Linked DNA regions of Homo sapiens: regions 2 and 3 are each linked to region 1. A link is a loop called in an ENCODE intact Hi-C map of the cell type or tissue named here. Cell type or tissue: GM12878. All regions are shown on one strand.

Region 1 (2,500 bases):
TGGTATAGATCCATAAGAAAAGTATAATATTTATTACCAACCTATTAGAGTTTTGTCTTATGTTTTATTTTTTAATACAGGAATATTTTGCTCATAATTTTTTGGTTGAAAATAAAGTTTACATATGGCTTTACATAAATATTTTAATAGTATAAAATTCAAAAAACACAAAAGACTTAAGGGATTTTTAAGTGGTGTTTAAAAAAAATTATCAGATAATTTTCCAGGAAAATGGAGCAAGCTTATTTTTTTTTATAAGCTAAACAAGTTGTGAATGAGACCACAGTGGTAACTAAATGTATCATCCATCTTTCAGTTCTAGCAAAATCTGTGAAGAGTTAGCAAGCATCTTTCCCTGGTAAACATATGTTCAGGTTGTGGTCTTTTGGGTCTTTCATTCTACTGACTTTTTGCTTTTTTTGGTAAGAAATATGATTTTTACTTTCAGAAGGCAGTTTTATTTGCCTGATGTTGAAAGGGTTAATCATCCAGTAATACAAAATTTAGTCACAGAGTACCACAAATAATGTACTTTTAGGATTCCCATAATAACAGAGTACTAGTCAGAGAAACGGCTTCTACTGAATTAAATTTATGAAGCTAGACTTCAGTTAATGTGTTGTTATTAATCAATATTCACCTCAGTCTCTAGGATATTGTTCTAGATTTAATAATAATTTTAGTAAATACTTACATAGCATTTTGTTTGTTCCTGGTTCTGTTTTAAGCATTTTACCTTACATATATTTAAGTTTCTGCAATAATCTTATGACATAGGGGCTGTTATCCTCGCTTTACAGGAGCCATGGCTTTAAATCAATGCAGTTTGCTCCTGGAGTCCATGCTCTTATTTGCTACACTAAATTTCCTTTTCAGCAAATTTCTTGAAATACTAGTTTCTAAATGTCTAATAATCAAACCTTGTTTTTTCTACAGTACAGTTTTTTCTATGTTTCTCTGTGGAGTATGTGGTTTCCTTGTATTTTCTATACGTTGTAAGAAGCAAAGATGGAAGCTTGTTCATCTTTTTCCTACTAGTACCTACCCTGAATACTGACACATAATAAATATGCATGTAGTGTTTTCAGTGGAGTCAAGTCAGTGGAGTCAAGTCTAATTTGAGAAGTTCTCAGCATTGTCTGATAATTCTAGGTAATGAGGCTGATTTTTCGCTAGGTGGCAATGTCTCCTCTGAACCAGAGTTAATACTGAGTTTATTAACCAGAGTATATTAACCAGAGTTAATAACAGAGTATCAACTCTGGTTCAGAGGACACATAGTCATAGTATCTTAGACAAGACAAATCTTTATTAAGCACCTATTGTGTGTCAAGTTGAGCTGTGTTATGAAACACAGGAATCAGACTCAGATTACCATTCTTTTTTCTAGTCCTTTGTACTTCCTAAGTAGTTGATTACATTTCTAAAAGAAATTTAAACCAAAAAGCAGTTTCTACTACTGACATGATTTTATTAACACAATTCATATTAATTAATGATAGCCTACGTTGTCATTGTTGACAAACTTATTTTTTATATTGTGGCACACTTTACCAGAGTTCAGGGCAACATGTACCTTTAGTTTCCTATAAAATTTGTTATTTAAGTTGCTCACTGCCTAGAAGCGTGTGATATTTAGAATGCCATATGTCTAACATAGTACCTGGCATGTTACTAATATGCAATAAATGAATAAATGTTGGCATTAACAATTACAAATCCTATAGAATAGCATTTTTTCCTTAAATTTTATAAAAATATATGCTGAGAGGCATCATCAGTAAATTTGGGGCTAATAACAGTGGTAGTAGTAGCTAACATTTATCAAGCATTTACTGTGTCTACCAATCTTATGAGCATTTTACATATATTATCTCATACCATCCTTCTAAAACTCTTCATTGTAGGTCCCATTATTATCCTCATTTTGCAGATGATGAAACGGAGGCACAGAGAAAACAATAATTTTCCTAAAGTAACACAGTTGGTGTAAAGCCACCATTTTGTCTAAGCTGACTCCAGAGTCCATGTTCTCAGTGCATTAAGCTATCTGTCTTAGGCACTTATTTAGTCTTTGCATTTCCTGATCATGAAGTAAATTTAAAAAGTAGCTAAATATTCCTATGGTAAAATGTGTTGTTGGTTTTCAATTTCAACATTTAGGAGAACCCCTTAAGAAAGGAAGTTTGCTTATCTAGTATTATTAATAGTTCACTCCCTTAAAAATGTGGGGGGTGGCTGGGTGTGGTGGCTCACACTTGTAATCTCAACACTTTGGGAGGCTGAGGCAGGAGGATCGCTTGAGGCCAGGAGTTTGAGACCAGCCTGAGCAACATAGTGAGACCTCATCTCTACATACATACATGTATACATACATACATACATACATACATACATACATACATAAAAATAAAACTTTGAGGAGTAACATAATTATGATGTAATAAGCCATTATGTTCTCAATATAGTTTAAAATACAAATATTCTTTAGTATATAGCA
Region 2 (2,500 bases), 280 kb after region 1:
TAGCTGCACATACTGCGAGATGGTAGGTCTACATTAAAATTCAGCCCCTTCTTCAGCATGCTGAAATGAGACTCCGATGATCTACAGTCTTGTATATGGAGGAGTCTGACTTTGTAGTGGGGTTTAATGTTCCTGGCATCAAGTTACGAGCTGAGTTATAAGCACCGCAGGAGGGATGTGTTCTCTTGCCTCCTCTTCACTGGAGCTTTAAGTAGGGTCTCTGGCTTTACACAGGTCCAGACAGAGTTTAGGGTCAAAAGTTGAAACTAATGACTAAAATCATACTTGGAGCATTTAGTCATAGTAGGTCTTAGAACTAGGACATAACTATCCTTAAGGGGAAAATGAATCTTCAAATCTCTACCAGCCCAGAGGTAATAAAGCAGGAAAGTTCATTTAAAAGTAGAACTGTGGATTAGGAGTGATGAGACTAACTTCATTTGAAGGTCTTTGTCAAATCACCTTTTGTCTCTCTCTCAGTTGGTCCAGTTGTAAAATGGAAGTAATTGTTGTACTTTCCTACTTGATGGAAGTGAGTATCCCTTGAGTGTGTATTGAGATCGGCAGGCGAAAAGTTCTTGATGGCGCCGATTCTTATTTTTATTGGTTAAAAATTACCCTTGTATAAAAAAGAAAAGACAATCCTCTTCAACTCTGCTTTAATTATAACAAATACTTCATGTTAGAAGATGAACCAGATAGAAGTTAGTCTTTAATTAGACTTTTACTTTAGTTAATTTCTAATGAGTGGTATGTTTATTTGGTGACTCTGGAGTATAATACAAATGGTGAAAGTGAAAATGAAAACAATTTTAAGAATAGATGAGGCAATGGAAAATTCCTGGGCTTTCTCACCCTTCTGTATGCTGCCCATTGGCAGTCAGAGAAAGGCATAACCAAGTTTCCTCACAGATGTTGTCCATATAAACCCAAATCTTCCATTCCCACTTTCACCCAAAAAGGGGAAAAAAGATATCCATAATTAACGGGAACTCTGGGACTCAATTTTTATGGTTTGCCAACTTCCCTGTTCTAACTTTCACTACTTTCATTATCAGTATCAAAGACTGCATACCCTGGAATCACTTTTGCTCATTTCCATTCCTAGCATTTATTTTTGTAGTGATTCTTTTAACTCACTCTTCAATTATTCTAAGAAAGTCTCTGAGTTATTTTTCTCATCATGTTTTTTGATCTTATTCACCTCCCACCTCACGTTAACTTACAAGGAAAGCTTTGGCTCTTCCATTTAATACACAATGTTGGCTCTTTGATCTTTCTTTTTCTTTCTTTCTTTCTTTTTTTTTTAAGTGAAAGCAAGTTTAATAAAAGTTAAGGAATAAAAGAATGGCTACTCCACAGGTAGGCCAAACAGCCTTGTCTCTTTCTGAGAGAGGTGGGCCATCTACTGTTGCCTTTTGGTATGACTTTGAAATTAGAAAATTCTGGTGGCAGAGTGTAGGTAAATTTATAAAATAAACAACAATTCAAGCAGTTGTATACGTTTACAAATTAAGCCTATTCGCAAAAATATTGTTTAAAACATCGAATTCATTTGCCATTACTTTCATTATGCAATGCACATTTTTTTTTTTTTTTTTTGCCTAGCATGGTTAGGGATGAGGAGGCAGAGAAGACAGATACGAGGTCTTGAATAAGCTCAGCACTCTGATAACAGGCAAGCAAACTGTTCCTGGCTTTGCTGCACATTACAATCACCCAGGAAGCTCTTAAAAACTCACTAAGGCCCAGGCTCCACCCCCAAGAAATTCTTGTTTAATTGGTCTGGGATGGGGCTCAAGTATTAGTATTTTTTCAAAACTCTCCAGATGATTCAAATGTATTAGAATTAAAAACTACTGCTATTGATTTTGCAGCTTTTTATTTCTTAGAGCAGGTTTTTGTTTTGGTTTGTTTGGTTTTTTGTCAGTAAGCAAAGAGGCTGCTTTTGTCAGGTTTCTCACAAAGCAGAAGCTCCCTCATGGAATATAGTTCTAAAAGGGTTTCCAGAGAGAAATTGTCGAGACTTAACATGGCCAAATGACCAAATCCTGCCACTGGCCAGTCAGAGCTGAACATTTCCTCCTGAACTTTTTGTATTTTTCAATGAAATGTGTGCAGCGAATCAGAGAGAAATAATTTCATTCACAATTCTGCTCTCCCTTTGGTTGAAAGTGTCAACCTGAGCTAGTTACTTCACTTCTCAACTCTAAAAGGAGGACAATGACAGCAGGTAAATCACAGGGGCTTATAAGAATGAAGAGAAAGCATGCACACCCAGCCCTAGCACTGAGCCTAGCATTTGGCACATGGGAAGTTCTCTGTGAACGTTAAAATTGCTATTGGTAAAGGGAATTGTACTGAGTAGCAACTGTAGTGAGTGATGTTTATTGGTTTCAGGAAATGTCTTTTTAATTTTTGCTGAAGCCTGGCTTTAGTCCCTAATGGATTCTTTACAGAAAGTTAAATTGAACTGCATATAGTCAACTCTTGACTTTTC
Region 3 (2,500 bases), 93 kb after region 1:
GACTCCGTCTGAAAAAAAAAAAAAAAAACCTAAACCTGAAAACGGATATCAAGTAATGGCATGCCAGACCAAGGTCCAACACTCTTTAAAGAAATAGAAGAAAATCCAGCACTCACCAAAGTAAAAATCGTGTCTATTAGTTTCCTAGGGCTGTTGTAGCAAACTACCACAAACTTGGTGGCTTAAAACCTAAGACATTTATTCATTCACAGTTCTGGAAGCCCGGAGTCTGAAATCAGGTTAGTCAAGGAGAAAGCATAAAGAAGGTGGTGGGATCCAGATGCCATATTGCCTTATTAGACTGGCACAGAGAAGTTCCCAAATGATTATGGGCCCAATTGAAGTAGGGCTGAAGGAAAAAGTGCTCAAGCGTGTGAATTTATTCAGTGCTTAGCTTGTCGAATGACTTGGAGGTATTACGAACATCAATTATTGGATTGCATTGTGGATAAAACTGTAAGGAACAGCTATGCTGCTGAACTCTACTGGTTGGTGTTCCCTCAGTACACTGGTTTCATTGACCAGGCGTCACTGAGAATTCTTCAGAGACCACTATAATAATATTTAATCCCTTGAAAGATAATACAGAAAGGAATTCCCCTAATGTCTTACAACAGCCTGGCAGACTCTGCCTAAATCAAGAAATGGTGTTTCCAGCAGTGCTGGAAAAGAGTGAAAATAGTGTGTCAAAAAAACAAAACTTGCCAATCCAGTGACACTGAGACCATGATTATGACCAAGCAACCCCTCAAGCTTTGAGAAAAAGAAGAACTCTATTTCAAATATGTGAACAGTGGTCAAAATTTGACCACGTGGATTTTGTGAAACATCTCTTTTTCTAGTCCTGTCATTACCAAGATGGACATATTAGCTCGTGTCTTTAAACTTCTGTCACAGAAAGATTTCTTAATTACTCTGTCAGCTCAAGATTTGAGTCATATTGCTGAAGATATTCTCCTACATGCCAAACCACAGGGTGCAAGAAATGGTATGTTATAAAAGACACTCATCAAAAGAATGGTCAAGAAAGATATTTCTATAGTGATGCCTGACTGAACAAGGAGAAAATAGACTGTTACTTCAGAACAAACCTCTGGATAGGACTGTGCCACCTAACTGCTTTATAGAACTTTAATTTATTATAAAATATTGAAATAATAAAATCTAATTGGACATAGGGAAGTTATGATTTACTCACAATCCACTGCCAAATTAACACAAGCAAAGAAGTTTACTACATACAATATGATGATCAGAAGACAGTAAGTGATCTTCATATGAGAAGTTCACAGCACATTGGATAAAAACGCTGAAATACAAGCAGATTCCCGTGAGCCACGCTGTTTTTGTCCTTCAGTGTGTTAAGGGAATAATCCTAACTGAATGGTTAGATTCGGCTGCCGGCATGTGGACAGATGGTAGCATGTGAAACCACCCTGATTCCTCATTGCGTAGCAATTCTGTACAGTCATACCTTGAAGATATTGCCGGTTTGGTTCCAGACCACTGCAATACCGTGAATATCACAGTGAAACAAGCCACACAAATTTGGGGGTTTCTCAGTACATAGAAAACTATGTTTAAAACTATGTTTACTGTAGTCTATTAAGTATGTAGTAGCACCATGTCTAAATGATCAGTGTACATACGTTAGTGAAAAAAATACTTGATTGCTAAAAAATACCAATGATCATCTCAGCCTTCAGCAAGTCATCTTTTTACTGGAGGCAGGTCTTGCCTCAGTGTTGATGGCAGCTGACTGACCAGACTGATAGTTGCTGAAGGTTGTGGTGACTGTGGCAATTTCTTAAAATAAGACAAAAATGAAATTTGCCACATCGATTGACTCTTCCTTTCACAAAAGATTTCTCTGTAGCATGTAGTGCTGTCTGATAGCATTTTACCCAAAGTAAAACTTTGAGAATTGGATTCAGTACTCTCAAACCCTGCTGCTGCTTTATCAACTAAATTTATGTGATATTCTAAATCCTCTGTTATTTCAGCAAGAGTCACAGCATCTTCACGAGGAGTAGATTCCATCTGAAGAAACCACTTTCTTTGTTCATCCATAAGAAAGAACTCTTTATCCATTCGTTTTATCATGAGATTGCAGCAATTCAGTCACGTGTTCAGGCTCCACTTCTAATTCTAGTTTTCTTGCTGTTTCCACCAAATCTCCAGTTACTTCCTCCACTGAAGTCTTAAAACCCTCAGAGTCATCCATGAGGGTCAGAATAAACCTTCCACACCCCTGTTAATGTTGACAATTGGATGTCCTCCTATGAATCACAAATCTTCTTAATGTCATCTAGAATAGTGCATCCTTTCCAGAAGGTTTTCAACTTACTTGCTCGTATTCATCAGAGGAATCACTGTCTATGTCAGCTATGGACTTAAGAAATACATTTCTTAAATAACAAAACCTGAAAGTCAAAACTACTCCTTGATCCATGGGCTGCAGAATGGTTGTTGTTGTAGCTGGCATGAAAACAACATTTAT

The links. Peaks named below come from ENCODE experiments on the same cell type or tissue, not always from the same donor. Only the 100,000 strongest peaks of a DNase experiment are listed, where the experiment ranks them.
Region 2: it touches region 1 in a loop (10-fold over the local background); 67 of 110 quality-filtered maps call a loop at or near these places.
Region 3: it touches region 1 in a loop (5-fold over the local background); 2 of 110 quality-filtered maps call a loop at or near these places.

What each region holds. Positions count from the first base shown.
Region 1 is chr6:135,422,526-135,425,025 of GRCh38, reverse strand. All of the region lies in intron 20 of AHI1 (Abelson helper integration site 1), which reads left to right. Among named protein-coding and RNA genes, the nearest start is that of AHI1, 74 kb to the left of the region's middle. In GM12878, a CTCF peak has its summit at 1,178 (motif pointing right); a DNase peak (open chromatin) is centred at 1,205.
Region 2 is chr6:135,144,059-135,146,558 of GRCh38, reverse strand. No RefSeq gene overlaps it. Among named protein-coding and RNA genes, the nearest start is that of MYB, 36 kb to the left of the region's middle. In GM12878, a CTCF peak has its summit at 1,404; no DNase peak of the experiment used is centred here; H3K4me3 peaks cover 344 bases; H3K27ac peaks cover 265 bases.
Region 3 is chr6:135,329,599-135,332,098 of GRCh38, reverse strand. The region is part of intron 24 of AHI1 (Abelson helper integration site 1); the gene reads left to right. It also overlaps the pseudogene BTRCP1. Among named protein-coding and RNA genes, the nearest start is that of MIR548A2, 92 kb to the right of the region's middle. In GM12878, a CTCF peak has its summit at 1,394; DNase peaks (open chromatin) are centred at 908 and 1,458; H3K4me3 peaks cover 406 bases; H3K27ac peaks cover 2,213 bases.